Linked DNA regions of Mus musculus: region 1 is linked to region 2. A link is a loop called in an ENCODE intact Hi-C map of the cell type or tissue named here. Cell type or tissue: left cerebral cortex. All regions are shown on one strand. Each heading gives the region's core, and the rest is flanking DNA. Links, peaks and the distances in the headings are about the cores only.

Evidence for each region. Peaks named below come from ENCODE experiments on the same cell type or tissue, not always from the same donor. Only the 100,000 strongest peaks of a DNase experiment are listed, where the experiment ranks them.
Region 1: a loop joins it to region 2, with 2.9 times the contacts of the local background. A loop is called at or near these places in 9 of 42 quality-filtered maps.

Annotation. Positions count from the first base shown.
Region 1 is chr13:51,910,271-51,926,294 of GRCm38, reverse strand. No RefSeq gene overlaps it. Among named protein-coding and RNA genes, the nearest start is that of Gadd45g, 72 kb to the right of the region's middle. RefSeq lists an enhancer at 4,163-6,382. In left cerebral cortex, for the core only: no CTCF peak of the experiment used is centred there; no DNase peak of the experiment used is centred there.
Region 2 is chr13:51,836,581-51,852,604 of GRCm38, reverse strand. Gadd45g (growth arrest and DNA-damage-inducible 45 gamma) reads right to left here and starts at 5,930. Exons shown (of 4, transcript NM_011817.2): 1 at 5,773-5,930; 2 at 5,152-5,253; 3 at 4,836-5,049; 4 at 4,130-4,736. The coding sequence starts at 5,825. The coding sequence ends at 4,626. In left cerebral cortex, for the core only: CTCF peaks have their summits at 4,551, 5,944, 6,947 (motif pointing left), 7,753 and 1 weaker place; DNase peaks (open chromatin) are centred at 6,898, 7,296, 7,754, 9,639 and 7 more places; H3K4me3 peaks cover 3,804 bases; H3K27ac peaks cover 2,981 bases.

The sequences.
Region 1 (16,024 bases), core at 5,274-13,273, 72 kb before region 2:
ACTTAAAATCGGGGGTGAGGGAAACGGCTCAATCCATAAAGTAGTTACTACACAAGCCTGAAGACCTGAGTTCAGATTCCCAGGATCTCCATAAAGAGCCAGACACGATGGCGCATGCTTGTAATCCCAGCACAGCAAAGGTGGAGTTAGGGGAAGCCCTTGGCTTGCTGGCCAACTAGATTATCAGCATCAGTAAGATCCAGGTTCACTGAGAGACCCTGTCCCAACAAATAGGTAGAAAGTGATAGAGCAAAAAACACCCATGTCAGTCGCTGGACTTTCGCTGCACGAGCCCCTTACACACACACACACACCACACACACACACCACACACAACACACATACAACACACACACACACAATCATGCACAAAATCAATCAATAAAACATTTAATATCTACACTCTCAGCAACGTTCAAATATTCAATGTATTGTCAGTAATGACAGGTACCAAAATCAGCCACAGAGCTCTTGAATTTACTGCTGTGGTCTAACCAGGTTTCACACCATTAACCAGCATCTCATTTATTTGCGGTCTTCTGGGTGCTATTAGGGGCTCTGTATTTGTTCACTTGTTCTACACGTACACATGAGTGGGTCCTTCTGAGCCTGGCTTATCTCATTTAACGTCTTCCGTATTCAGCCATGTTGTCAAAAGTAAGACTTTCCTTGTTTTTAAAGACAAGACAGCAAGGAAGTCCCAACTACTCCCAACAATGGAGACACTCTCCCACTACTTGAAGAGGTTCTGGAGAGGCCAAGGGTGGGCGACAGAACTCACAAAAACACCCATTTAGTCTTGTCTAGATCAGCAAAGCTGAGCAAGGGTGACAGTTTTCACTGTTAACACGAGAAGAAGAGTCTCAAGAAGGAACTGCGTGGATCAGGTTGATCTGTATGTGGTCATGGCTGAGAGATTTTCTTAACTGGATAGAACTGAGGTAGAAAGACCCACCCTAAATGTGGGCAGTTCTATTTCATGGAGAGAACTGAGCTCTGGCAAACCTGCTTGCATTCATTCACTCTGCTCTTGACTCTGGATGTGGCTAGCTATTTCCAATCTCTGCCCTGACAACGGCAGGCTAAAACCTGGAAGTGTGTGCTAAGAAGTCAACCCTTCCTCCTCTGTGTTCCTTTTGCCAAGGAATTGTATCACAGCAATGGAGAAGAACTGGGTTCTGAACCTTTAAAGAGACTCAGAAGAGTTGAAGTGGCCTCGTTAAGAACAGCAGAGACTGACCAGACATGGTGGCACACAATTTATTTATTTATTTATTTATTTATTTATATTTGTTTATTTGTTTATTTATTTTTATTTATTTATTTTTTGGTTTTTCGAAACAGGGCTTCTCTATAGCCCTGGCTGTCCTGGAACTCACTTTGTAGACTAGGCTGGCCTCGAACTCAGAAATCCACCTGCCTCTGCCTCCCCAGTGCTGGGATTAAAGGCGTGCGCCACCACTGCCCAGTGGTGGCACACAATTTTAATCCCAACACTGGGGAGACAGAGGCAGGTGGATCTTTAGGAGTTCAAGGCCAGTCTGGTCTCTCTAGTGAGTTCCAGAACATCTGGGGCTACGTAGAGAGACCCAGACTTTCTGCTGCATGCCCCTTCTCTCAAGCACCTACATTTTACCCTCTATAGTCAAGTGGGGCGGGCCAGCAGGACATGCTGTTAAACAGAAAGGACAGGCTTCTTTCTCCAGGTATCCTGGTGTCCACAGTACCTCTTCACAGACACAAAAGCCAAAAGGAACAACTGCATGCACACAGCACACAGGGGTTTCTCACAGCAGGTCTCCACCACACTCAGGTATAGAGAGCAAACTTCCACTCATTAACATACCAGAGACAGACTGGCTGCTCCCCTCGCAGAGGCAGAGCTAGTGTGGCACAGATGCTCATTTCTAAGTGACTTGCTGCAGAGCAGTGGCTGTGGCTTACCCTGTTTGCCCTGGTTTCCCTGCCACTTTGCACAGAGCCAGGCTTGTGCACTTAAACCACTGAAAGGTCCAGGCATCACCAAGCCAGCTCCACCCACACTCTGTTCTGCAGGCCAGCCTCCTACATTTGACCTTGGAGAAAACCACACAGATGGTGGTAAGTTTTATGAAGCCCACGACAACCTGCACAGCAAGCCAATGGCACAGGCATCCCTCTAAAATCCTAAGGAAAGGGAAAAGTTGCAATGGGACCAATCCAAGGAGAAGCATCTCATAGTCAGGCCAGGGGGAAACAGTTGCTGCCTTCTGGCCCCCTGCAGAGCACCAGTCTTGAAGAAATGAAGATGACGCTCTATGACATCACAATCCTTGCTGTAAGAAGACACAGGCATCTTACCTGTGACATCCGATGCCAATGTCTTCATACAACCACTCTCTGGATGCAGGCAGCAGAGCTTGCCTGCATTCCTCTGCCTTTTTCAGCTACAAAGCTTAGACCTGAAACTAATTCCAGACTTCCGACCTCAGGGTGGCCACATGGTGTCCTGAAGACAGGTCTATGCGTCCAGAATTACACCTGACTCTGGTCCTCAAGGCAGCCTGGCCTCAAGGAGCTTAGCAGAGAGCCAAGCTCACACCCCTCTTAAAAACATAAAAAGATCCCTGAGTACAAACTCCCAGGTAGCCCTTCTAAGCAACAGAGCACATTCAAACTCCAAAGGAGTACATAGTGGTGATGTCCAGGGCCTTTCCCCGGACACCCATCACCAGGGATTCAGATATAAGTGTTTTGGTGGGACCTGTACATACCTTAAACCCAAGTGGCAAAATGACATAGAGGTAGAAGTAAAGTAGGAGACCCTGGAGACAGGCAGCTGCTTTCTGCAATCATGTAAGATTGATTCAGAGGGCCTAGGCCGATAGCTCGGTTGGGAAAGTGTTTGCCATGCAAGCACAAGGACCTTAATTTGACCCCTAGAACTCATATTAAATGGACATGCATCTGTGAGGCCAGCACTGGAGAAGGCAGACAGGTGACTCCTGGGGCTCACTGACCAATTGACCTATCCTATTTGGCAGGCTAGTAAGATACATTAGCTCAAAAACAATGTCGGTGCCTCCTAAGAAATGGCACTAGGGGAGGCCTACACGCACGCGCGCGTGCACACACACACACACACACACCACTCTGGTTATTGTCAGAAGCAATACCCAAACATATAGCCTACCACAAGGTCAGCTGTGGACTCTGGTCCCCTTGAACTGTGGAAACTGTAACACTCGGGGATTTCCACAAAGACGCCCATCTGGGTGCCCCAAAAGCATGACTGCTTCCCACACACACACAGTCCTCTTTAGGGACACAGCTTAGGTCCAGGTTCTCATGACAGGTGAACTGGGAACTGGTGAGACCATCGGGCTGGCAGAGCTACCTAGGCCTGCAGGATCCATGATGTCACTCAGAGGGTCCAGAATGGCCACTCACATGCCATGCATCTGGGTGGCTCTTACCTGTTTGTGTGTGTGTGTGTGTGTGTGTGTGTGTGTGTGTGTGTGTTTAAGACTGTTTCAGTCTTAGAAAAAGATTGCAAGAACAGCACAGAGAATTACTGTCTGCCCTTCACCCAGATTTCTCAAGTGTTAACACCTCACCCCTTTGGCCTTCTCTCTCTTCCTCTTCCCCAGTCTCACATTTAAAACAGAAGGAAGGGCAGAGGCTGGAGAGATGGCTTAGCCGTTAAAAGCACTTGCTGAGGACTGAGTTCAGCTTCCAATACCCACATTCGATGGCTCACAATCACCTATAACACTAACTCCAGGGGATCTGATCCTGTCTTCTAGTCTTCTAGCTTCTAGAAGTACCTGCACATACATTCCCAAACACACACACACACACACACACACACACACACACACACATATAATTAAATGAAACAAGATAATCTCTTAAAATGTGGGGTGGGGCACACTGTACTGAACGTGTACAATCTCTGTTTGGCATTATGCCCAATCAATTCTGTACACTAATTTCCATAGTGTTTGCACTGAGCTGGGTACCAAGCATTAACCAGGGATGATTTCATCTGTGGGCAAGGATAAGAGCACCAGTAAGTAGTAGAACCCTTGCCTAGCATGTACAGGGCCCTGAGTTCCTACCCCAGCACCACAGAAAAATCAATTATCTAATTAATTGATTAAAATAAAATATATGGAAAGCTATGCACAGAGACACGCAGATATCATTTTATATAGAGGTGGACTTGGGTATGTGAGAGGATCCTTGAGTGATCATGGGCGGGAGATGGCCACATAGTGAGGTATGTCTCTCCCCGCCCCCCCCCCTCCACCTGAGCTGAGAAGCAATTAGAGGCCCACAGGTTATACCCTTTCTCTTAAGTTCTTGCAAGTATTTATTGAGACACCCACAGCCATAGAGACCTGGATGCTGACACAGTGCCCACCACCTCCAACCTTCGTGTCTTGCTCAGATTTCACCGTCAAAGGAGCAGGGATATTGTGAGCAGAGCCATTAGGTTGCCTCTATCTATCTAGTGCATTCCCTAGCCCCTCTGTCTTCCAGGATCTTGGCATCTTGGGGAGCACAGGCTAAGTGAGTTTGGCATCTCTGTTCTAAAGGTCAGTGCCAGCCCATGCCTTTGGACAAGGATGCTCTCAGAGGCAAAGCTCGGGGCACGTGCAAACCCAAGCTTCCGCTGCCAGGCACCTCTGCTTCAGACTCCAATGACCCTTGACCTCAGACTCCAATGGGGTCTAGCCAGGGCTGTCTCTCCAACAGGTTAATCTCAGCTCTCCACAGTGGCCAGGGGGGGGGGGGAGTCTGACATGCTCAGCCATTGTGGGGTGGGGGGAGGAAGGAGGGAGGAGAGTCTGACATGCTCGGCCATTCAGACAGAGTGCTCTGTCCAGGTGAAACTACAGGATGCTCCAAAGCTGGCTGCCTCCTGCTGGCAGGCACCTGGTTTCTTCAAGGTCATGAAATCTATTTGCTTTAGCCCAGGGCATCAGTTAATAGCCACACTGGGGCCATGCTTGAACTGCCCACTTGGAAGTCAGGGGCAACCACCACCTCTGCGGAGTGTGGCAGTGGAGCTTGGCTCCTGCACCCCAGTGTGGCCATGATTGTTATGTAAACACAGAGCCCAGCTCCGGGGTGGCTCGCCCATCTGCTCCTCCGCACACTCTTTCTGCACTAATCATGTTCCACCCTCTTAGGTGAAAACTTGGAAAACGGACAGGGCTCTCAATCTCCTTTTCATTTCTAAAAGGGGCCATTTCAGCTAAGCCTGCCTCCCCATTCTTCTCCAGGGTTTGTGTTTGTGAAAAGACCCGTCTCAAATTTCTGGAGCAGGAGCAGCTGCTCCAGGCCTCTTTTCACTGGGCCCTGTCTCCCCCAACCTCGCCCCTCCCGCTCCCCTCCTTTTGTCTCTGTCAAAGCCAGCCCCCCACCCCCATCCTGACCCCTAGCCAACTCAGAGCCTTCTCCTTTGTCAGCCTCCCAGACGAGTTTCACCCTAAATCAAGCATTGTTTGGGCTCCTGGGGCCAGCACGTGCCCCACACCCCCTAATCTTTTAATTTCACCCCAGGAGAAGGCAGCTGTTACTGATATACGCAGTGCACAGCTGTTGGCTGGGCCTGCTGCTGACTCCTGGAACAATGAAAAGAAGTTCAAGCTGTCAGGACAGAAGCTTCCCTTCCCCCGCCCCTTCTTCTCCTTCTCCTTCTCCTTCTTCTCGTTCTTCCTCCTCCATCAACAGCTGGAAGCACATGCTATGAAATGGCGCCCTACAGCCACAGTGCGTGCCCCTCCTAAAAGTCAGGTTTTGTGTGTGCCCAATCATGAACGTCACCGCACCCTTCTCGGTTTACATTCGTGCTCACTTCAGAAGCAATCTCTCCGCTTCAAAGATCCCTGGCATGTGGCACATGCTACCACAGTGTTCATTGGATAAATTACAGGGTGAGTTCCATATGAGCCGAAGAGACCCCACACTGGCTCTGGGCACCAGTGTGTGCCCACCTGGGGTTCCTGGAGCCTGAGACACTGGGGTGTGAAGGCGACAGGATTGCTGGAGGAATGGAAGGCTTCCTAGGAGCCTGCAGAAAGTCTGGAGACATCTAAGAGTTCCGCAGGGCGTGAATAACCAGAACTCAAGGGAATGCCCTAGAAACACACATTAGGCAGGTCAGGGTCAAGGTTAGCCTAGCTTGGGAGAAAGGAGGCTGAGGCATGATGGGGCTGAGTGTACCTGCCAGGCTGGGAGAACTTGATTATAATACTTCCCCCACCCTAGTCCTCCCACCTGCACCCCAACAATCCTGGGGCACAAAGATTTGGGAGACCAGTGTTACACTGTGTAGCAAGAGGCTCACCCAGAGTGGTAAGTCACCTTTTCATGGCCAAGACACCTTCAACCTGGGAATCCCTGGCCAGGGAGGCTGCCCAGCAAACTGCTCTGGGTCGTCTTGCAAGAGTGCTGGAAGGTTGGTTCGCTGTCTACAGGGATCAGCGCAGCCACCGGGCTCAGCAATACAGCCAGAGTGGCATGGCAAACTGTAGTTTTGACTGCAATAAATGTTCATGCCCTGGGGTGGCTCAGGGCTACCGTATAGGATTTAACTATTGATTTAACTATTCCTAAAACAACCAGCACGTGCAGAATCTTAAGGTTCCCAGGGCGGCTCTGATGAGCAGCTAAGTCAGGCTCCCCTGCTGAGACTTCCCGTCCTACATCTGGGTTCCATTGTGCATTCGGAAGCATCTGGGTCATTCAACTCCAGTCTCCTAAATACAAAAGACTTTGTGACAGTGTTTGCATGTAGTCCCGGCTGCCCCCCAAACTCGTTATGTAGTCTAAAATGACCTTGAACTTATCTTTCTGCCTCCACCAAACATCTTGGGATTAAGGGACGCACCACCACATCCAGTTTATGTGGTGCTGGTGAGAGAACCCAGGGCTTTGTAAATGATAGGCAAGCACTGGGCCCACTGAGCCGCGACGTCCTCAGTCTCTTTTCAATACACCTCTCCAGTCTTCCTGAGAGGCAGGCTGCACTGAGGCCCCGCCTCGACATCTGTCCCTCTCTTCTGCCTGTCATTGCTGGGGCTCAGGGCTGTCATTGCCCAGAGGTGATTCGTGCAACCACAGGTTGATACAGGGCTTCTTTCTACTCACTTTATCTCACCTGGCGAGCAATTGAAAGATTCTGGAGGAAACCCGATGCTCAGATGCTCAGCAGAGCATATGGTGAGGCCCACACCTGCCCGGTGGAGCACCTGCTGGGCCTCCAAAGGGTGTGGGGCTGGTGCCCCAGGCCACAGGCAGAGCGTCCGATTAATTTGCATGCTGGGCGCCTGCCACGTGCCTGGACTTTGGGCAGATCTGACACGGCATGTCATTGCTTTGAAGATCTGCAAAGCTGAAGAAAGCTGTGGCCCAGACAACAAAGCCGCAGCCAGTCTGGGACACATGCTGTGCCCCCCCCCCAAAAAAAAGGGGAGCAGGCAGGCGCAAACCCTGGAGACCCACTGCCAGCAGACTGTACTGCAGCAGTCAGGACCCTGCGGAGGCCAGAGCTCAGCTGTCCAGCAACCTAAACAAGCCAGGGTGACCCAGAGAAGCTTAGCTCAGGGACAGCTTCATGGGAATCTAGATCCCTTCGTTTTTTTGTTCATTTTAGATAGATAATCGCTGTGTTCTTCCTCCATTTCTTTAGTGAGCAAAAAGAAATGAACCTACTACCCTGTGATCACATATTGCTGGTGACTGCACTTCTTGGCTGAATCCTCCAATTCAACCCGGAAGAAATAAATCTCATTCTTACCAGCCATGCATTCTGCTGCTGCAACAGGGGGATGTCATGTGAAGGTGGGGGCAGGGCAGGTAGAGTGGTGTACATGAATTCCTGCCCTGCTAGATTTGATCCTCAACCCCAGAAAAGGGTGAAAAGTGCCCGTTTGGCACTGTCCTCTCTGCTGCCGCTGGGGATGGTGACCGTATAGTCACAGTGAATGCATGTGTGATGGCCCATAGCCAACCTGTAGCCTTCAAACCACCTCTGGCACCTCGGCCATCTGTCCAGGCATGGAAAGAGCTGTGCATTGCATAGAGATAGGTCTCAGAAAGGGACGTAAGATACACCACGTGGCAACACAGCTAGGGCACTAAACGAGGGACACCCGGTACAATATTGTGACACTTGAGGCCTGGCTAGTGGTCACAGCTGAAGGCAGGAGGCCTGAGCATCCTGAGGCCTGTATTCCTGTCCTCTTGAACCCACCCCCACCCCTAGCCTGTGCCCTCCCTCACCCTTCAAGTTTGAAGAGATGTGGCGGCTCTCCTCCAGCAGCAGCAGCAGGCTGGGGAAGGTAGCAGGCAGGCCTGTTTTAAGGCCATTAGCAAAGAACAATGGGGTCTGAAAGGGTAATCCTAGAAGAGAAGAATGGGAGTCGGCCTGTGCCAGCCGCGGGGCTGGTTCATTACCCAGACAGCAGATGGAGGGTGGCCTGGTTGCCAGGCAGAATTCGAGCTACCCAGCACCTCCAGTGGGGGAGGCAAGAGCTGAAGGCCTGGTGTTCCTTCCCAGCACTTCAGCCCTGTCCCCTAAGGTTCTCCAGGCAATGAACTTCCTAGGGCCTTGACAGGACCGAAGACCCATGTGTTCCTGACCGTGTGCTCAGGAGTACCCAGGTGACCTACAAACCCTCCCCAACTGAGCTCAGAGGCTACTGGGACAGGAGGTGGGCGCCCTGAAGGGGCATAAGCCCCGCAGTTAGGTTCCCTCCTTGCTTCTGCCCAGGTAGCCCGTTCTCGGCAAAAAAAAAAACAAAAACAAAAAACCAGTTCGGAATGGACACGGATGATAAACTTGCATCCACGCCTTTGGGGAGGCTGGCTGAAGGGGGTTGCACACAGGCGTGGGCTGCACAGTGGGGCGGTGCACCTGGGGGTGTGAACACTGAGGGTTTGCACTCCGGCTAATGTACCCACTCAGGGGAGCGCACAGGGAGTTGAGGCACACAGTCCCAGGTACTTCCACCCTTTGATGTTCACGGAGCACTGTCATCAGCTTTGGTCACTGCTGCCTTTGCCCTGGACGACTCGACTCGCTGCCTGCAGACCCTACCTGCCCTTGGGGGTTGGAGGTAAGGTGGCATGGAATCAACAACACAGACTCTGGAAGCAGGTGAGAAACGCCAGCAGCAAGCTCCTCTGAACCTCCACCCCATTGGTCCTAAGAAGGCATCGCTTCTAAACAGCAGTTCCTGATTGGCTGGCATTGTCTGGGTCCGCAATCAATGGCCTCTCTGGCAGTCTTCAATTAGGTCCACTGCAGGAGATGCCTTTGCTGCTGCGTGGCCCCCAGCAGCGGCGTTTATGGAGAGGTGGCCAAGGCTGTTCCTCCTACAGGTCACGCTCCACGAAAGCTCACCACTCCCTCCCGCAATGGGAAAAGGCAGCGCTGGCTTGTGGGTGACAAAGCAGCCAAAGCAAGAGGCTAGACAAGTCCTATCTTGCTCTCCTCCTGCCTGGCAATCTCCATTGTGGTTTTGGAGCCTCCTGCCACCAGATGGTCCCAGCAGAATCTGCTACTTTTCCAAACGGGAGTGCTTCAGTTGGCGAGTGAACAAGTCTGCAGGATCCCCATCAGCCACACCTGTGTCTGGGGGTGGGGGTGGGGGAGCGGACCCCAACCCACTTAGAGGTTGTCCCTCCCTTCCCCTCCTGTGCATGATTGCCTCACAGCCTCCCACCTTCTCTGTGCTTGAAAATCAGTACTTAAAGAAGACCCTTCTGTGAACATTCAGACTTAATTTAGCCAATTGTGCAACCATCAGTGCTGCAGAATGGGTACAGGTCCCTCAGATTGCTCTCCTAGTTAGCGTGAATTATCAACTCTACAAAACCTAGAGTCACAGGAGAGCCTCAGTTGAGGAATTGCCTAGATCAGCTTGGCCTGAGGGTGTGTCTGTAAGGGATTGCCTTAATTGCTAATTGCTGTAGGAGGATCAGTCCACCATGAGCAGTACCATTCCTAGGCAAGTGATCCTGAGCTGTGTAAGAAATCTAGCTAAGTGCGAGTCTATGAGCAAGCCAGAGAGTGACCCAGCAAGGAGATCCAGTGTGCAAGTCTCCTTCATGGACCCCTGACACTTTGTTCCCGACTTCTCTGTGCAGTTCTCCAGCAATGACTGAAGGCCCAGAAGCCAGGGAATTCCAGCTTCTGCTTTCTCACGTCTAAGACTGTGCTTTCCCACCCCCAGAGTGGTGTCTCTGTGCTTCCCTGAAGCCCAATACCTGCCCGGTGGCAGCATATGATAAGCTCAGTCAAGCTCCCCACGTTTTGCCTCCCCAGAGGCCGTGGGATGCAGACCCACACAGCACCACCACCACCATCATTACCTTCACCAACGCCATCATTATGTTACAGCTATTATGTCACCATCACCACCATCTTGGTCACCACCCCAATTGTCACTTTCCCAGGACAGTTACCACTTAAACATTTTACCTGAAACCACTTTCCTGGTCCTCCTTACAGACCTCTGATGCACACATTACAATGATCTATGCTTTACAAATGATGTCCCTAAAGGCCCTTTGGGTCAGAGCAAGATTTAAACTGCAGCATCAGGCTTTGGAGATCAGCATCTTGAAGGGATATTCAGGTGAGCATTGTCTATTTGCAGTAGCAAAGGGCTGATTTTAACTAGTACTTCCTGCAAGACAGCAGTGTAAAATGATTGGTTCTAGGTATATGTCCCACCAAGCATGTCTCAAAAGCAGAGGAATAAAAATGGGGGGAGGGGGAGCCACAGAATTTATGCAGTGTGAATTTATTTATAATCACCAGGCTAGGCTTATAGCTCAGTCATAAAGCACTGGTGCCAACACACACACACACACACACACACACACACACACCCGTGTGCACGCATACACACACAAAGTGCAAAACCAGAAAAAATTATCAGTTACTTTAGTAACTAACACACCATAAGACTTTAGGCAATGTGACAAAATCACAGAATTCAGGCCATGGAAGCCAGTTCCAGAAGGAGGATGGATACAGTGAAACTATCCGGGTTTCTGGGTAGTGTTGAAGCTGCTAACCTGGGTATCTTCATTTGTTAAGGCTGTCTCACATGAACATATAGATTATGGATATTAGTGTTGGCGTTACTTCTACAATCCACCCGACAGCTAACTGGCAACAGCCTGATAGGCCTGTCTTCCTATAAAAGGGGCTGTTTGCCCCCTCCTCTCCCTCTTACTCTCTTACTTTCTTTACCTCTTCTCTCTCTGACCCCTTTCTCCCTCTTTCCCTTTCCTCTGCCCTGCTCTCTTTCTCTCTCCGTGTTCCTGGCTGGCCTCTTCTCTCTCTCTCTCTCTCTCTCTCTCTCTCTCTCTCTCTCTCTCTCTCTCTCTCTCTCTCTCCCTCTCTCTCTCTCTCTCTCTCTCTCATACACACACACACACACACACATTTTCTCTCTCTCTCTCTCTCTCTCTCTCTCTCTCTCTCTCTCTCTCTCTCTCTCTCTTTCTCTCTCTCTCTCCCTGCCTCCATTCCCTTCTTAGCTCCCCTTCCCATGCCCTAAATAAACTCTATTCTACACTATACCCATCGTATGACTAGTACCTCAGGGGGAAGAGATGCTTCAGCATGGGCCCATAGAGGCATCCCTCCCACCACATCATACCCAACTCTATCAAACATCTCTTGGCTCTCTTCTTCTTCTTCTTCTTCTTCTTCTTCTTCTTCTTCTTCTTCTTCTTCTTCTTCTTCTTCTTCTTCTTCTTCTTCTTCTCCTTCTCCTTCTCCTTCTCCTTCTCCTTCTCCTTCTCCTTCTCCTTCTCCTTCTCCTTCTCCTTCTCCTTCTCCTTCTCCTTCTCCTTCTCCTTCTCCTCCTCCTGCTCCTCCTCCTCCTCCTTCTTTTTCTTCTTTTTAATAAAGCACAACATTGGCTGGGGAGGTAGCTCAATGTATAAAGCACTTGCCGTGTGAAAGTGAAGACGTGAGCTCACATCCCCAGAACACATTTGAAGCCATAGCACATGTCTGCAATCCTGATGTTCCAAGGCAAGAGGCAAGGAGAGAAGTGTCCTGGGATGACCACAGGCCAGCTTACCTGGTATGTAGCCGAGAGCAACAAGAGACTTCCAGGAACAAGGAGGACAGGAAGCAAAGCCCAACACCTGAACTCGTCGTCTGACCTCCACATGCCTGCTGTGGCAAGTGTGCACCAGACAGACAGACAGACAGACAGACGGACAGACAGACAGACAGAGACAGGGAGAGGGAGATTTGAAATTGTAGGTCCTCTTCTGTGAGCACAGTGCATTGAGTGTGTTCCCTTCACTCTCTAAGGAGTGTCTCCGGCTATGGCCGCAATCTTGTGCGTTTCTTCCCAAGCCTAAAAGAAGTTTTCGGTAAGATCCATAGACATTTCTACATCTCCTAGCTGACACTAATTCCCAGCACCACTGCAGCCTAGTCCACATGGGGAAGTTGAGGCATGCACTAAGCACCAATCTTGGTTCATATACAATACCACAGTTTTATTATTGTTTAAACTCACTTAAAGCTAACCCTTGGCCCTTCCTGTTCTCTGGACAGACAGGATACTCAGCCTCAGATCTCAGATCTATCGGAGTCTTAAGCAGCTCAAATCTTTAGCTCTCCCAGTGTGGGTCATGGACTTCCTACCGCTCCCCACACAGACCCAGAAAGAAGGGTCAGGGGGCTCCCAGAGGCCCTGATGTCAGAACACACACTCTCTCTGTAGGCTCTTTGTCTCCCTGGGCCCTGTTCTGAAGACTAAACTCCCTCTCACCTTCTTCTAGGAGGCAGCTCCCTTCTGGGGCTCCAGATTATCAGCATTCTGCTTTACGATGTTGAATGGTAACCCATCTCTACCTCTTCCTCACCAGAGGACCCTCCCAGCTCCCAAGCCCTTCTCTCTCTTGACTTCTTTGTGTTCATTACTGAGCAATCAGAGCCAGGAGAAACTGGGAGACAGAGAAGAATGCTGACAACCTACAGGATGAAAGCACAGACCTTCACCTCATTGCTTGCAACCTAGTTGCTATTCCAGAACACAGAGCCCATCTGCTTAAAAGCCAAGTGGAGAGCAGCAGGGTGCATTCCCAGGGCCAGAGAGTGGCTGGCTCAGTCCTTGGCCTTGTGTTGAACCTATGGTCTAGAAAATCAGTCCACCCTTCTGTCTTGGGCTCGCACAAATGAGTGTAGTGTACGCACACACATATCGAGATCCATGTATATATATGTGCACAAACTCACACACTCATCATATCCAACTGCATGCATAGTCACGTGCACACACTTGTTACACACATGCATATACTTACACTTCCACAAGCACACTCACATGCCCATAGCCACCAGTGCACACATTCAAATGGTAGGCCAGCAAAGCTCCAAGCCTGATTCTCCAGTCTAATATGTCAAATGGGCTTGTTTATCTTGCAGTTCTGTAGTTCCTAGCCAGTCATTCCAAATCCAGAAAGCCCTGGGAACAAGACACTGTTTCATAACAGGTTTAGAGGCAGGGTTCAACCTGAATGCACGTGAGGCATTCTCTGCCTGACTTAGTTTTGCTATAAAACATTAATACCTTTGCCTGCCGGCTGCTACCCACACACAGTGGGGTTGGGTGGAGCATGTGATCCACACACTGCCCAAAACAGCCGCAGGCTCAAATCCCATCTGGCTCCAGGGTTACAGGTGAAGGGTTTCACCCATAGCTAGCATGCACAGACAGTGGGTGCTTACATTCCCACGGAAGCCTGGGACCCACGGTGGCCCATTACCCAGAATCCACCACTAGGTGATCTGTTCACCCTGGGGCAGGGGGGTGGGGAGGGGGAGTGACCACAGAGTACTGAAGAGACAAATTAAGTCAAACAGAATCAGGCGGGACTTCAACTCTAAGCTTCTAGACAATGTGCTGAATGCTCTTCCTTCTGGGCCCAAATCTTATAACTCCCTCAAACTGACTGCCTCCAAAAGGAACTTCTGGGGGCTTGTCTGTCTCCTTCCTGTCCCTGATGAGACAGGGGACATGTGTACAACATAGGTACACACACGCTCATGTATACACGTACCCCTCTCTCTTAGAGGCGAGCTCTGGAAACCTCTCCACAGAACTCCATAGCAGCCATTGCCCCAATACAGACAACCTGAACATAGTAGGACCAAAAATCTGGTAGCTCCAGCACCGGTCTCCAATCCCACCAGAACTCATGCTACCCAGCCAAGGGGAAGTTCCAGGATTTTCTCCCAGATGGCTTTGACTCTCCTTTTCCAGAATCACTCTCAAAGGTAATTTCAGAGTCAACAAAGAAACCCTGCTCAGCACACCCCTATGGTGTGGAAACTGAAGTTAAAAGATTGCTTAAGAGCAGCCGCACATCAAAGCCCTCGCCCCTCAAAGAGAGATCCCAAACCCCAAGGCCACCTCACGGAAAGCTGACAGCTAAGCGGGTAGGGGCGCGGCTCCTCTGTGAGCCCGAGAACAGGGTGGAGGAGGGCAGTTCAAGGAAGTGTAGAGGTTCTTTGAACTTGGAAAAGGGGTGACTTGGAAGCTTGCCCTTCTGCTACTCAGGTTCACAGCTGAGGGCTGACACCTGCTTGTACTCGAAGGATCCCTCCCTGCCCCCCCCTCCCCAAGTCAGGAGGGACTCTGGGGATTCTCCGTTTCCTCCCCCATTGCACTGCGACAACAAGCCAAGGACACAAGAACCTGGAGACCACAGATCTTCCGCCCTGCTCAGGAGAGCCCATTCTTCCCTCCAGCTTCCCGGCCTGCTACCTTATCACCAATGTCAACACACATTTCCCAACAGTGCTAAAGAGTCCCGAAAGCAAATATTCTACTGCCTCCGGGAACTCTCTGGGTACAAGGCTTTGATGGGAGCAGGTACATCAGCCGAGACCAGCACCTCTGTCGATGCAGTAATAAACCTTACGTGCATACCCCAGATGGTGAGCCACAGGGCTAGGGCTCTCCCACCTGGGTTCAGGTAGAGAGCACCTGCAGACAGGCCCAAGTGACACACGCATGGGTTACCTGATGCAGGGTCCTATTGGCTCAGTGGCAGAAGGCTAAGCTGTAGACCTCATGCCACCAGCAATTTGTATGTGAAGAAAGTTGGACTGAACAATCCCTTTTGATAATCAATCATTTTAACACTCATGTTTATCCTTAAATGAAATTCTTGGATACTACTATTACATACATATAAACAGTATATAGATGAGTGACAGATGGACCGTTAATGGTGACAGATGAATGGGCAGGTGTTGATGACACTAGGTGGATGTACAGACAATACCAATGGATGGATGATGGATGGATGGATGGATGGATGGATGGATGGATGGATGGATGGATGGATGGATGGATGGTGTATGATGGATGGATGGTGTATGATGGATGGATGGATGGATGATGGATGGATGGATGGATGGATGGATGGGTGATGATGAACTGGTAGATATGTGAGTAGTTGGATGTGTTTACCATTTATAATGACATCTTTTTGAATAGCAAACATCTAGGTACAATTCTCATAGGATATGCCAACTCCTTAAACATTGACATTAGGTATACTTTCAGAAGATACAACAACTGGCATCAGGCATTGTCTCAGCAGTTCGTGGGGCTCTCACCAGTGCTACATATATTTTTGTGTATGTGAAAGTGTGTGGAAGCTAAAAACAATACAAAGCCTAGAGCACGCCTTGACGGGCATCATAGCTGCCTGCCTAGGAAAAGTATTGTTTATTGTAGCCTCATGAGAAATGCACGATGTCTCTAGATCAAAGGTGGGGACAGGGCTGCCTTCCAATGCAGACCCTTCATCCAAGTAATTGGCTGATGGCTGATAAGAGACCCACCGAGCCATATGATCATGTGACACTCTCCCTAGGAAAATCCCAAATCCCTTTAGCCCTGCGCACAGAAGGCCAGCAGACCCTGGGGCATTATTTCCATTTTTTAAAACCTCCCTGACAAATTCCTATTGGGTTTTT
Region 2 (16,024 bases), core at 3,486-11,485:
AAGGTGAAATAATTTGGCAAGCCTTAGAAGAAATAAAGGCTTCAATTCAACTTAAAAGCAGGGCAAGTTCCAAAGGCCAAATGTAAAATTGCTATAGTCGGAAACCAAAGCCCTGATAGGGTTGGTTGCCAGCACCCCACAGTCCCCATTGTCCCTGCAGCCAGCTCAGCTGCTCTCCCAACCTAAGGCTTGCCATTGGAAACCGTGTTTTCACTGTCCCCAATCATAAAGCACCCGTGGGGCCTGTGGAAGGACAGTTCCCTTGGGACCATTCAAAGCAACCTGGGACTGGAGCTAGTAGGTGGAGTTAGAACCTGTCCCCCCCCTCCCCCAGCAGCCCCAAGCAAACAGCCACCTACTTTGGGGTCACTAAGTAAATCAACAAGTGGTCATGAAAAGCAGATGTGGCCACATCAGAGAGAGGGGAAAATAGAGACCCAGTGATCCCCGTTGCCTGTCTTTGGGGTCCTGTAAAGACAAGAGGTAAGCTATGCACGGCTAAGCCCGGACTGACCTGGGTGAGGTCACACCTATCACTGAGCCATCTCTAGGCTGCAGTCTGTCCTTCTAGGTGGTCTGATAAGTTATCAGAACTGTGTGAATCTCTTCCCAGGAGGCAAGTTCCTCCTCTGGCATTAGGGTTTCGGCCTTCCCTTCCCCCAACATGGAATTCTTGTGGAAATTTTAATCCTTTAGGGCCTGGAGTTTCAGCAGTCTAATGTTACAAGAATCTCTCTTTAAAGTATCTTCTATCTTGTCAGAATAGCTACATACCAGAATGAAAACTTCAAGGAAGCTGATAGCCTAGAGAACCAATGGTAAACCCTCCAAATCTTCTTTAAAAACAGATTTAAAAAAAAAAAAGTCTATTCTCTGAGTTGTCTTACCAGCCTTGTTTGGTTTGTTCTTCATCTGGAAAATTTAATTTTTGCTTTTTCCCACTGGGGTGAATCCTTTAATGAAATGCTTAATTCCAGAAGTCAGCCCTTTAGAATTACAGTAAATGGCAGAGATTCTTCGGTCCTCTTATCTTCCTGGAAGGAGGCACTGGCTCCCCGAGTAGACAACGCTCTGCATTCTGCATAGACAGGGCTGCCTGGCCCTCCCAGAACCCCCCAGTTCTGTTTTAGTTTTAATTAGCTCAATCTTTCTTTAATGTATTTATTTCTCTGTGTGCGTGCCCATGGGGAGGCAGAAGTCTGTTCTCTCCTCCTGTCCTGTGGGTTCTGGGGATCAAAGCCAGGTCACCAGGTCACCAATCAGGCTTGGGGACAAGCACTCTGCCTGCTCTGCTACCTCAACAGCCCAGTCACCAGGTCTGCATCCATCTCATCTTTGGGAAGTGTGCCAGGGCAAATTTTACAGCAATCATCTAGTGTTAAGACAGGTTTTTACAATAAAAGGCCAGCGTGGTTAACTTTTACTGCTCTGGAACAGTGCTACAGGTTTGTTTTAGACACTGGGCATTTAGAATCCTGCAGAGGAGAACTTCAAATCCCAACAGGTAATTGTAAACCACTAAGCCATCTTTCCAGCTCCAGCCACCTTTTCTTTTTTTGAGACAGGTCTTTTATTAACCTGGATCTTATCAGAGGTTAGGCTGGCTGGCCAACCAGACTCAGGGATCCTCCTTTTTGTGTCTGCCTACTCAGTGCTGGGGGTATAAGTCCATAGCACCATGCTCAGGTGTGTTAACATGGGTTGTGGGGCTTGAATTCTTTGTCTACAACACTTTACATACTGGGACATGTCCCCCAGCTCCAGGTGTCTGTCTTGTTTGGCAAAGACTCATCAGCTGGATCATAGACTGGAATGAACCAGTTGTATGTAGCCTTTGAAGTCACTCACTCCAAGGGGTCCGCAAGAGACTGCCCACTGAAAAGGGAAGTGACAAAAGCAGATACAGTGTATGTGTGCTTGTGCACCTGCAAGATGTAAACCAGAGGCAAACCCCAGGTCTGTCCCCACTGGGCTACAATGTCTCTTGGTTAGTTTTTGCATTGGGCAACTTTCCTCCAAATGGATTTATAACTTTTATAAGTTTAAAAAAAAAAAAAAAAAGGTCTCCCATGAAAACAGGTGCCTCTCCAGAATCAGCCTGCAGACCGCTCACCCATTTGTTCTGTGGCTCTTGTGTTTGCCTTCTTTTGCCATTAGCCTTTAAGTCATCACCACTCATTCAGTGCTTTCTAGAGGCAGAGTATTGGGCTCAACACTCACGTTCCTCTCCTGGACATGTATGTCATGTTTAGCATGTATCTAGGGTTACCCATGCATATTCACCCATGGTCACTGTAAGCATGGGATGCAAGGTTTTCAAACTCCATGCTTTTGAAGTACAGGGATGTGGTGTTGTGTATGTTGCCTGGGTTTCATCCTCAACCCTGCACAGAATGGGCTGTGGTGGCCCACACTCGTAGTTCCAGCACTTCGGAGCTGAAGGCAGCTGGAACAGAGGTTCGAGGTTATCCATAACTATATGCTGAGTTTGAGACCAGGACTCTGCCTAAATAACTGCACACCTTTTAATTTATTTTATGCCCTTTTGGTTAGTTAATGATAATAATAACATGCACGCACACACACACACATATGAATTCAGCACAAATTCTGGCCACAACCATCCCTTCCCAGCCTCTAGACGTCAAACCCTGGATTCCTACTCCCCACCCCCACGCCCTCCTCATAATTCTTGTCTCCTAAAACTCTAACAGGTGGCCGCAGAAGTAAGGACCAATCAGAGAAAGCCGAGTTTCCTACCGACTGCCAAGTCAAGGGTGCCTACAAGGGTCTGCCAGCCTGCAGTGTTCTCCTGAACACTATGGCAAGAGGTCATTTTTATCAGCATGCTGGTCTACTTCCCCACTGAAAGGCTCCTCCACCTAAAAAATTTAACGCCCAAGCGAAACAGCGCTGCTCTTTGGGCACCACCGTGGCTGCATTCTTTCAGCAGAGTCGGTGTGGAGCAGAAAGGGCACCCTTTCCTTACAGGAAGCGTCCACGCGCTCCTGCACTTTTCCTGTTGCCCTGCACAGGCTTCCAGAATGTGCTGTGGCGTTTTTGTTTTGTTTTTTTTTTTTTTTAAGTGGCATTCAACCGGCAAACCAGCCTCCCTAAGCGTTGCTGGTAAATCAGCCCAATGGCCTTCTTAGAAAAACAGCACCCCACCCCGCCCTTCCCCGAAGGCTCCAGCTCTGCCCGGCAGCAGAGCTGACAGCAAGAAAGCCCCACGTGGGCTTCCCCCCCCCCCCCCCCCCATCCGTCAGCACGGCCTGGAATGCGCAGTGAAAGCCAGAAGCACTAAGCTACAGAAAAAGTCCTCTCACTGGGACGTTTCCCCCACCCCCCAGATCCTTCTCAAAAGATAATCTTGGCTCTGGTGAGTTTGTCCTCCGACTTTAAAAGGAATTGTGGAGAGCAGCAGCCCTCACTGATGTGGTGGGCAGAAGCCCTGAGAATAGGAACTAGCAGATGCCCACCCCACTCAGACTGGCTCACTCCTATTTATAATAGACGGTGCCTTCCAACTTCTGCTAAGATACTGTAACTTCCATCACGGCTGTGACAAAATGATGATTCATACTGAGAACGCAACTCGCTGGTGTCATATTTGATATTAATACTTTAGTAGCGTAGCTTTGTCAGAGCAATTAAAAGGAGAAAGTTCCTGAAAGCTAGAGCAACCCGCCCCCATCCCCAGCCACCGCACCAAGGGCAGAGCTGCAGAGGCAAGCTCATTGTATTGGAAGGCACAGGGCCTCCCGCAAGCTGTTCAGATAAGCAGCTGTCGAGGCAAAGGTGGGGGGAGGGGGCGGAGCGGGGGAGGGGAGGTACTGGAGGCAGAAGTCACTGTTATCGAATTGGATTGCAAGCCTGGAGCTCCTGCACCCGGATGCCTTATCAAGTATGCTCCTGTCTTGCAAGTTTGAAATCTTCCTGAAAGGCTCAAACAGTACTCTGGCCCAAGTTCTCCCGTTTACTACTCGCCTGCACCCCCTCCCCCACCGCCAGCCCCAGGAGGCTGCAGTTTCTTGCCCCAACAGAAAGGTGGTCCCAGGTGCCGTGAAACATCCTTTACCGCCGCCCCCTCCCCATTAGAATCCCCTACCCTCAATAAAAAGGCATTAAGTTTGTTTCAATAAGTTTATTGTGATATTCAAAGCTTCCACGATAGCGTCCTTTAGAAAATGAAAGCATTGCCCGGGATCCGTTTTTTGAAAGAGCAGTGCAGTCGGCTAAGTCCAGCTCGCTCCTGCAGTGGCCGCTCCTGCCGCTGTACCAAGTCCAGGCGGTCGCCTGCCTTTCTTTCCCCTCCTTTCACTGGAAGGCTGCTTGCTGAGTCACACCTGCCTCGCTGGTCGGTTCTTCCCGGCCCTGGGGCCAACGTCCTCGCCTAGGCCTTCCTGTGCTAGCAGCCTCTCCGGACACTGGCAGAGTCCTGGGCTCGGAACAAGGTGTCCCCGCTGCCGCCAGACCCCCTTCTTGGGAGGCCGCGCTCCTCGCTCTCCAGGCAACATCGCCTGCCAGTCTCCACGCGCACTCGAGCGCCCTCGGAGGGCCACTCCAGAGCCAGCAGCGCGCTAGAGTGTCACCAAGTCGATCAGACCAAGGTCCCTGCCAGGCTGTCACTCGGGAAGGGTGATGCTGGGCACCCAGTCGTTGAAGCTGCGGCTCTCCTCGCAGAACAAACTGAGCTTCTCCAAGGCAGGGTCCTTCCATGTGTCCTCATTAGGATTCTGAATTTAAAAAAAAAAAAAATACATGGGTCAGCCATGCTTGTCGTTGGCCAGGATGGTTTGGGGGACTGGCGTAGGGAAACAGTGGGGGACACTCACCGAAATGAGGATGCAATGCAGGTCTCCCGGCGCGCCCCCCTCTTCGTCGGCGCCCACGATCGCCGCCAGCCTCTGCACGTCTCCCACGCGCACGATATCAATGTCGTTCTCACAGCAGAACGCCTGAATCAACGTGAAATGGATCTGCAGCGCTATGTCGCCCTCATCTTCTTCATCGGCAGCCAGCACGCAAAAGGTCACATTGTCAGGGTCCCTGCAGAGCAGATGGGAAGGACAAGGTCAGAGTCGATGCCACCCCCAGGTCTCCGCGCCGCGCCAACCCCAATCCCTGCACGCGGGGCCTTTCTACACTCACACATTCAGGACTTTGGCGGACTCGTAGACGCCAGCGGTCAGACAGCCCTGGCGCTGCGCCGACAGCAGAAGTTCGTGCAGTGCTTTCCCGGCGCCCTGCATCCTGTGAAAGAACAAGCGCCGTGAGTGGGGACCAGCACGGGGACGCGACGGAGAGATCCCTGCCCTGACCTCCAAGTCCCAGCTGGCCCCTTAGCCTAGACCTGCCTGGCGCCAGCATTCCTGCCTCCCAACTCCAACCTGGCGCCCACACACCAGGATCCCCAGTCCCGACCTGGCGCCCACACACCCGGATCCCCAGTCCCGACCTGACGCCCACACCTCTGGCACCCTAGTCATGATCTGGCGCCCTCATTCCCCATCACCCAGTCTCGACCTGGCGCCTGCACTCCCAGTTCCCTACTTCTGATCTGGCGCCCGTATATCAGGCTCCCCAACTACGATCAGGTGCTGGCACCCCAAACTCTAGCTCTAGACACGAATCGAATGCAGTAATTCTGGTCCCGCGCCTCGGCACCTCACAGCCAGACAGTGCACGGCTCCCACCCTGCAAACTTCTATCCTAGAGGACCCTGTAAGACCACTACCAGACAAGGCCAACTCTCGGCACCCCAAAACCCACCTGGCTGTGCTTTCCGGAACTGTATCCTGGCCACGGACTTCTTCCAGAGTCATTGTGCGATCCACGAACAGCAAGTTATCCAAAAGAGTGCGGAGGGAACCCGAGCGCAGGTAAAGATTCCCAGAGTCCGATGCGCGCCCACCACCAGCGAGTGCGCCAGGCTGGGCCGGGAGAGCCCTTTTATAGACAGGCTCGGCGCGCCGCCGCCAGCTGGCGGGAGGCTGCACTCCCATTGGCCAGCGCCCGCTTTCTGATGCAAATGAGGCGGCAGGCCTGCGGCTCGTGCCAGAAGGCCACGTGGGGAGGGGTGCGGGGGATGACACAGCCTCAAATCTGCCGCTTTTGTCAGGGTGTTACCAGGCAGACTGGAGCCTGCAGATTTCATCTCGCCTTTCTTTTTTTGTAAGTCCTTAAAAGGAAAAAGTTTAAAAAAAAAGTACGTTGTTTGCTGATACGATACTGGAATTTGTAGAATGCACACTTGGAGAATGTAAAAGCCCCCTCTTTTTTTTTTTTTTTTTGCTCTTTTTTTTTTTTTTTTTTTTGCGACCTTTCTAATTTTTCCTCAATTTTCAGTTTGAAGTTTATAGGGTTGTTACATCGAAACCGAAACTTAAAGTCAAAGGTTTGCAACTGCAGCTGACATTAGGCCTAGGCTGCCACTAGGGACTCAGGACTCTGCGCCTTTCGGGGTCGCGGCTGCAAGGTCTAAGCCCTCCCATCCCCCACCCCTACCCCTAGCAGATCGCTGTGGGACGCGGGCAGCAGGGACCAGCAGATTGCTGCCGGCACACGCGGCTCGTTTGCATTTCTATACGGGGCACACAAAAGAGGAGGTCTGGCGTGTGGCAGTTCGCGGTGGGGACAATCGACGCTTTCTCTTTCATAGCAACACTGTCCACCTGCCGCCGGTGGGGTGGGCCGAGCCCCGTCGGGAGCCGGGGTCGCGGGGTTGCCCGGCGCGTGGGGGTCGGAGCAGCGTGCCGCTCCCCCGCCACTGGGTGCGCACCTCTTAGGCTTATTCTGACTGCTGGGATTCTGATGCACGCGTGCTAAGCTCGAGAGTGAGCTGTACACCAAGGCTACTGTGCCCCAAACCCCAGAGGTTCCGGGGTTCAGACTCCGGGAACTCGGCTGTTCCACATTGTTTTTCCCAGGGCGCCGCCTACCGGCCGACCTAGAAAAATCCAGATCCTCTCATCCACCCACCAAATATTGCCTCGCGTTGACCTCTCAGGGGGGTTTGAGCTGGGACACCCCAAGCACCGAGAACCCTGTGCTATTATGCGCATCATTTAGAATCAGGGTAACGCCTGCACCGGGCGCCCGGGCCTGGAGACCGAAAGGAGCCTGCCACCCAGGACCAAGAATCCGTTTGTCTTATGAGAATTTGAAATATTTCAACTACTTAAAAATGTTTCTTCAAGAGGTTCTTTTCTGATAACGTAATAAAATTAGAAGTGATCTTGAGAGCTTTCTGAACTTATCGTTTGTCCCGTGGGACCTGCACATCAGGCTTCCAGACTGCTCGCCCGCAGAACACGACACTGTGGGCGTCTGCGTCTCTCTGTGCTAACACAGAAAAGTGTGCTAGGGGACTTCTGGAGATTCTTGAGTGAAGCCTGGGAGACTGGATAGGGCAAAGGGCGTTCATGAAGCTTGCCAGACTGAGGCAAAACTCACACACACCCACACACCCACCCACACACACACACACACACAGACACACACACACACAGACACAGAGAGAGAGAGAGAGAGAGAGAGAGAGAGAGAGAGAAGAGAGAGAGAGAGAGAGAGAGAGAGAGAGAGAGAGAGAGAGAGTGGATTTTCTCCTTTCTACTGGAGCGTTCTCCAGGTGGGTGGTGAATATAGATCATTCAGTGTTAATTTTTGAACTCCTTAAAGGACGTTTTTGCTGCAAGGGGAAGCTGCTTGTTTGCCAACGCCAAAGGCTAGGCGAGGGGCCGGCGTTTTGCGCCTCCCAGAGGCTGCATTGAGAACTGCAGGTGTCGGCCCTGTGGTTCCTCTGCAAGGTCTCTCAGATTCTTAACACCCCTTCCTACTAAAATACGTTTTAAGTGATGGAAACAGGGTTTCTCATCCTGGCTGTCCTGGAACTCACTCTGTAGACCAGGCTGGCCTCGAACTCAAAAATTCACCTGCCTCTGCCTCTGCCTCTGCCTCTGCCTCTGCCTCTGCCTCTGCCTCTGCCTCTGCCTCTGCCTCTGCCTCTGCCTCTGCCTCTGCCTCTGCCTCTGCCTCTGCCTCTGCCTCCCAAGTGCTGGGATAAAAGTCGTGTGCCACCACTGCCCGGCCAGTTTTATTACTTCTTAATTCCCATTGGTTTCAGATCCCAAGGAAACGTCGGAAATAATAATCCATTTGATGTCTTGGCGCACACCCGCTACTTCCACTTATAGCTAGAAAAGTGCTCACTTACCAAGTTGCAGGAAATGACACCCCCCCGCGCACCCCATCCTCCGGCCTGTCCCCCACAGGAAGGTCTGTACAGGTTAGCGCAGGCTTAAGTACTAGCATTTCCAGACCTCGCCCTCAGCCAGTCTGGGTCAGAAGGGATGATTGACAGACCCCGAAGCTAGTCTACTCTGCTGGCATTTTCAAAGTATTCCATTACAGGAAACCCTCCTCTCTGCCTTAAGCTTAGGGCCTCACACAACTTTACCTAGCTAAGTCCTAGTGGTCCCAAAGTCCCCATCTCAATTAGGAAAGAAAGGTTAGGGCCGGGCCCAACGTCACAGGCAGTATTGCTAAACCCCATATTATCCGGTGGCTACACTCTTACTACATCCCTAAACCTTAATAATACAGGGGACAGTGAGTCTACTAAAGCGGAAGTTTCACATATACTTCACTTTTGAAACCCTTTAGAGGTGGGGATATAGCTCGGTAGGTAGAACGGATGCATACAGAGTGTGCATCAAGACCGGCTTTATAAACCATGCATAGTAAGTAGTGCACACTTGGAATCCAAGGATATCCTTGAACTCAACACTAGCACTAGCTGGGTATACCTTGGGCCCTACCTCAAAATCGAATTAAAAGAAATGCATAAAACCTAGAATCCCAGCTACTTGGAAGGCTGAGCAAGGAGGACTCTTATGTCTAAAGGCTAGCCTGGGCCAACCGGAGAGACAGTCCCCAATCCCAGCAAATTCTCTCGGTGAACTTCTCCATGACTTTGTCTGCTAGGAGGGGGTCCTGAGGAAAGCTTGCATCATTTGAAGGAAGATGGAGTCGGTCCCCAGGGCAATAATCTCTGTGAAGCATTCCCTCCACCCTGCATTTGGAGTGTGCACAGAGAATGATCTTAAACAGCAGGCATATGCCTCGAGCCCCCTAAGCCAGCCCCTGGGACAGCTAGACCAAGGCTGCAAGACCAAAGCAGGCTGAGGAGCCCAGCCCCATGCAGGTGGAGTTCCCTGGGCTGTCTTAGGAAAAGCCAAATTCATTGACACTTTTTCAATGAAAAAAAGGAAAATGTGGACTCTTGCCTTCTCTTGGTTAGTTAGCCTTATCAATGCTTTTCAAGACAAGGCAAGTCTTTGGATGTTTCCAGAAGAACGTCCCTTCCCCCGCCCCAGACCTGCTAATGATGGGTCTGTGGCCCATGATGACGGTGAATTTTGTTAAAGAAGAAATAAAAATCTTTATGCAAGACCTAAACCTCAGCAGAGGCAGCGTGCCGGCATTTAAAGGCTCCACCAGCCCTTTCCACCCCTGCCCTGTCCTCAGAGCCTTGCCGGGGTGAAATACTGATCTACAGGGGGGGCATTTCACTGGACAGCCGAGACAGGAAACAGGAAACAAAAAGGGAAGGCTTTTCGCAGCAAGCCGGACATCCGTGGTGAGAGCTTTCTGGAAGGCGAGATTATTCTTGGCTGTGCACTTGCAGGGCATGGGGGAGACAGAAGCGATGGCAGAGCCTTGGCTGCCCCCGGAGGGATGCAAATCATTCCTGCATTCCTACTTTCCCTTTCGACAGTAAGGAAGGATTTGGAGCAACAGTCAGCTGCAGTGCAGCCCTACACCGGAACACAAATGTGTGCACCCTAGTGGAAACACCCCCTCCCCAAGTCACAGGTGTTCCCTCTTCCTGGTCAGACCCTGTGCCAGAACCTTCTGAGCCTCAAGCTCCTCACCTAGGGACTGAACTTTGCCCTACATGCACGAACCATCTTTGTCCTTTGTTCACTCCCAAGGGAGTTTCTTCTGCTACTTTTCTTTCTTTTTCTCTTTTCTTGAGGAGAGTGGGTGGGGGCTCTGGTTGGTACTTAATTAGATTTTAAGAGGAAAAAAAAAACAACTTTGAGTGGCAAGCAGGGAAAGCCTGGCAGCTGCAGGGAGGAGGGAGGTGGGGAGGAGGGAAGTGGGGAGGAGGAAGAGCGAGCCATTCTTTTTCAATTAGAGATCAGGAAAGAAGGCTGGCTCAGCTGCAGGGGGAAAAAACTGGAGCAGCTGCAGGACGCAGGAGAGAGGGTGAGAAGGAGAGACAGGGGCAAAGAGACAGAATGTGCCCCGCGGCTGAAGGCTGCAACAAGTCTGGAAGTCAGAGGTAGAAGAAGACGGTCAGCCTTCACTCAGAAAAGCTCCACTTCTGGGGAAGTCCTCTAAAATGGCTCCGGGGATCCCATGCAACCGAGAAATGAGTTTGTTACACGGTCCACATCCACCACTCACAACTTACAGTCAGGTCTGACTTGCTGGGGAGGGATGGGAGAGAACTGGTGAAGGCCATCTTCCTGTCATCTTAGTCACACCTAAGCTTCCCAGCAGGCCTGCGGGCGCCTAATCAGCCCTAGCAGCCCCGTGGGCATTTGAATTCTGGTTATGGGTCTGCTCTGGGAGTGGAAGGTGTGCAGACACACACATGGGGTTCCGAATAGTGACAGAGCCGCAGCAAACCCAAGCCACACGCTTGCCTTCTGCTCTGAAAGATAAGCTAAGGAAAACATGGGAGCCCTCCCACCGTGCTGGCGGGGCAAAGCCAGCAAAACTGCAAGTTCAGTCCCTGGAAGCCTTGTAGAAAAAGCGCAAATGATGGCCGCTGCTCTTAATCCCAGCACTAGGGGTTGGGGGGGGCGGAGGAGAGGACCTGGCTGGCAAGCAAGCCTAGCTTAATTAGTGAGTTCCAAACCAGTGAAAGACTCTGTCTCAAAAAAGCAAGGTGCATGGCTTCTGAGGAGTGACACCTAAGGCTGATCTCTGCTTCCACATGCAAAACACATGCATAAGCATGAGCACACACGTACACACACTCACAAGCATGCACACCCACAGACAAACCAAGACCCAGCGCTGGGGGTTCAGTGCTTATTCACTCTGACCTAGGGTGAAAACAGAGCGCCTGGTTTGGGAGTTTGGGGTTAGGTTTATTTTTGTATTGATTATGTTCTCGGCTGTGAGTTAACGGACAGGCATGTGGTAGGCAAGCTCTCTGCCACTGAGCTACACCCCACCCCCACCCCCCGTCCAGTGCCCGATTGAAAGTAAGTGCTCACGTAGATTGACCTACTAAGTCCACTCAGTCCAGTGCCTGATCGGAAGTGAGTGCTCTCATTTGTGGACCTACTAAGTCCACTTTTATGATGAAGCTCTCCCCAAGAAAAAGCATTTAAAGATGTGCCTGGCAGGCTGATGCACACAAGCCATAAGAGGTGCTGGGGGAACCTTGGGGCACGGAGTAACTACAACAGTGCTTCCAGAGCATTCCACAGCCTGATACCACCTCATGCACCCTAGGAAAGCAACCGTGCGACTCTGATTTTGCAAAGTCTTGAGTACCTGTGGCTGCCACAGTAGCCGAGTCTCTAAGTGGTGAAATGTTTCACCACTGCTCATTTTCTTTGGCTGCGCTGCAGTTGAGCACCCCACAGCTTGATTCCCTGTGATACAAATGTAAACTCCAGTCTGATAACCTCGGGGCCAGATGTCAACCCCACTGCCTGGAGATTACAGACCAAATGGAGGCAGATCAAGAAGCCAGCCTTCTGTGGGGTTGGTTTCAGGGGTAGACACTGAGGAGTGGGACCCCTGCTTCCTATACTGAGTAATGGCCATTTGGCATGGCTGTGTGCACCCTGGCTGAGAGACGTCTGTCATATAAAATGAGCCAGGACCCTGACATATAGTTTGCAGTCAAAATAAAGCCCAACAGGACTTCATGCAAAATATTGCACACATCACAGCCAAGGGTAAAGGGCCAAATTTCCATTCACTTGCTTTTAATGAAAATACCTACTTTCTAGACAGGAATGAGCCCTCTCTGAAAGCCTGGCAAGGTGGTACCTGTAATCCAGGATTTGGGAGGCAGAGGCAGACGTTCAAGGTCCTCCTTGGCTATGTGGCTGGATCTAGACAGACACCATGTCTCAAATGAACAAAATCTCTGTTCCTGCTGTCTGCATAATACACGGGAGGATACCAACACTGCAGGACTTAAATATATTCAACATGTTTTGGGACTTGTGAGTGCCCCTTCATTATTGGATTTTATTCATTTGACACAAAAATTTAATAACTTTTGAGCAAATTAGTATTATCACTATGGCTATTTTATTTATCAAGCTTTTTTTTTTCCTCCCGTGGGGTTTGCTGTGTGCCAGGTGCTGTTGTAAGCACCACTTAAATCTCATGGTGACCCTGAGAGGTCACCCCATAGGTGAAGAAAATGGCACAGAGAGGTTAATCAACTCCATAGTGGTAGCCCAGCCAGAAGGTTAACAAGTCTTGTTCTGAATATCGCTTCCTCTTGGCTGTGTTTCTTCTCATTATTCATACAGAAGAGATGGAATCCCCCACATAGAATTTACAACGATCCTTTAGGTTTAGAACAAACTGTTTAGTTTACCAAGGACAAGATCATCACGTACCTGAAATTTTTGAAAATATCGGCTCCTTCATTGCCTCAAACCTAGGGTGCCTGCCCAGGATGTGGTTGCAGGGTGATCTCTTGTGGTCAACATGAGTATTACACCCATAGAGTGTAAGTCCCTCTGAAATTTCCCGTGTGCAGCCTCTGACTCTCAGTGGCCAATGGGATCCGCTGGTTTCCCATTTCTGCTGCAACTAGTGACCCTAAGAAGGTAGGGAGATGGCTCAGTGGGAAAAAGCTCTTGCCGTGAAGGACCTAAGTTCAAATCCAGAGCATTCATACCAAAAGCCAGGCACGACTGTGTGCCATTAAGTTCAGTGTCTTGTTGGCAGAGATAAGATTCTGGAAGGAGAACCTTCCATGAACAGCCTGGTCAGCTGGAACAGCATGTCCATAGATAGATAGATATGGAGCTCATAGGTTGATGAATCCCTGCCCCACCAGCCTCACCCCTCCCCATCCTGCCTTGTCTTCTGACCTCTCCTCTGTGGGTCCATCTTCCCCATAGACACTTCCTTCTTTGTATCCCCTCTTCCTCTTCCTTCACTCACGGTGCTAAGAGCTACCCAGAGTTATTTAGCTACAAAGGATTCTTCCCACTAAGGTATGCCCATGGGCCTCTGGGGTTACTGCAGCCCAGAACTTAGCAACCTCAGTTTCCCTTTGGAGCTTGGCAGAGAGGCAGAAGGACCTCAGCCCTCCCTACCCTGCAGGATCAACATCTACGCTTTTGAAACATTCATTCACATGGGGTGTACAGGATGATTGGTGTTGTCATAATGTTTTCTTTTTTAGTTTTAGGTGTACGTGCTATATGTGGTGTGTTTTACAAAAATAAGGAGAGGTGGAGGTGCAGTCAGATGGGGGGGGGGTGCCTCTATGGCCCAGTCTGAGACATCCCTTCCCCGTGAGGGACCAGCCACAGGACAGTATAGTATAGAGTTTATTCAGGACATGGAGAAGGGAGTTGAGAAGGGTAGTAGAGAAAGAAAGGCAGAGAGAGTAGAGGAATAGAGGCCAGCCATGAGCACGTGGAGAGAGAGGGGGAGGAGAATGGGGAGGGGGGAGCAGAAGCAAGAGGAGAGAGCAAGAGAGGAGGGAGCAAGCAGCCCCATTTACAATGAGTCAGGCACACCTGGCTGTTGTCAGGTAACTGTGGGGTGGAGCCTCGACAAAATGCTGCCAATGTGTGTAAATACGGGTGTCACATGCTATAGTGCATAAGTGAAGGTCAAAAACAACCTTGGGTGGCCATCCTTGCTGTCTACTTTGGCAGGATTTCTTGTTTGTCTCTGAGTTCATCAGGCTAGCTGGCTTGCCATTTCCAGGGGTCCCCTTCTTTCCATCTCCTGTCTCACCGTGTGTGGGTTCTGGGGATCCAAACTCAGCTCCTTACACTTGTGTGGCCGGAGCTCACACACTGAGCAGCCTCCCCAGCCGGCTCAGGGTGACATTCTCATACCTGTGTGCCATCACAATCTCTCCCCTCACATCCTGCCTGGTCTCCTGACCTCTCCTGTGGGCCACCCCTTGCCCCAAGACAGTACAACTGACAATATAATGGAAGAACCAGTCAGGCCTTGGAACCCAGCTCATGGTCAGCAAACACCTGCCAGCACGAGAACAGACCCCCAATCCATCAAAGTCCACAGTTCCAGGGAAGTCCCTAAATGTTCTAACCTTGCTCTTTGGCTCCAATAATTCAGCTTCTGGCCACCTATCCTTACTAACTGGGATGTGTCAACCCAGGATGTTGTTTTTGTGCTAAAAGCCCACCCTGGGAAAGGCTCAGGACTGCACTGTGGTCCCAAACACCCAGTGTTGTCGCTAGCGTCCTAATAAAGATGCTCTACTGGCTCGAACTCATGTTCAAGTAGTCTTTTCTGCTGGATTCCCCACAACAGTGAGACAAGGTTAGCTTGCCTCCCCATCTGTCACAATGGCTGTGTCACCGATGAAGACTATAAGGGTTAAAGTGGCCACCTTTCACTTCCCTGGCGATGTGTTCTGGTGCCCACACCAAGCCCCTGCCATACTCCCCATCCTAGTTTTATGACCTCTACCCACACTGGCTCACATATATAAATGTTAAATGATCTGCACACGAAAGAGGACCTCTGACTTCTGTCTTTCTGAGTGTGGATTACCTATATTATAACATAATAGTTTCCAGACCCAACCCCTTTCTTGCACATTTTTTTCTTTGTGGCTGAATAAAATTCCATCATGGAAACATACCACGCTTTTGTTATCTGAGGTGAGGGAGAAGGGGTGAGGGAGAAGGGGTGAGGGAGAAGGGTGAGAAGAGACAAACACAGATGACATTTGAGGATGTTGTAAGAAAACCGGATACTTTGTAAACTCGTTTAAAAAAATGTTTTCAAAAGGGCTAGAGGAGAAGGAAGACTCTGTGGGGGAGAGGAAGCTACAGGAGAGGTCAGGAGACCAGGCAGGATGTGAGGGGAGAGATTGTGATGGCACACAGGCACGAGAATGTCACCCTGAGCCGGCTGGGGAGGCTGCTCTGTGTGTGAGCTCCAGCCACACAAGTGTAAGGAGCTGAGTTTGGATCCCCAGAACCCACACACGGTGAGACAGGAGATGGAAAGAAGGGGACCCCTGGAAATGGCAAGCCAGCTAGCCTGATGAACACAGAGACAAACAAGGAACCCTGCCAAAGTAGACGGCAAGGATGGCCACCCACGGTTGGTTTCTGACCTCTCCTTACACATTGTGGCATGTGACGCCCGTACTCAAACATCTTGCAACAGAAACCTCTTCGGGAGGAATGTGAAAAGGAGGCAGACATAAGAAAAAGGACTGTGGCTGGGGGTGAGACCCAGCAGGACTGACTGGGTACCAGGAATCACAGACAGCAGGCTCAGTGTGAGGATCCATGTTGGTATGGAACAGGTTTAGGATTTGAGGCCACTCAAAGAACATCACCATTGGGTAGTGGAAGATGTGGGAAACTATGAGATTTGTTAAGGCCATGGCTACCTCTGAATTCAAGTAGACATGAGAGGGCAGACTGCTGTAGAGCCCTTCGGTGTGCCTACGCTCTCTATTCCATGGTAATAGCAGGGTTGGAGTTTGCTTAGATTGGGGGGCAGGGGGGAAGCTGGCCTGGGCTACATCTCCAGCCTGAATTAATACCTGAACTCTGCACAGGTCTCCACCAGTATACAACATTCCTTGTGTCTCATGTGAATAACAATGGTCTCAGGACCTAGACTGTACCACAGACCACCAGACAATGAAGGGTGAGACCAAGCAACATCTCAAACACAAAGCACACACTGGGTGGGTAGTTCCCACTGTGGCCCATCACCATGTCACCTAGGGGGAAGGAGGGGC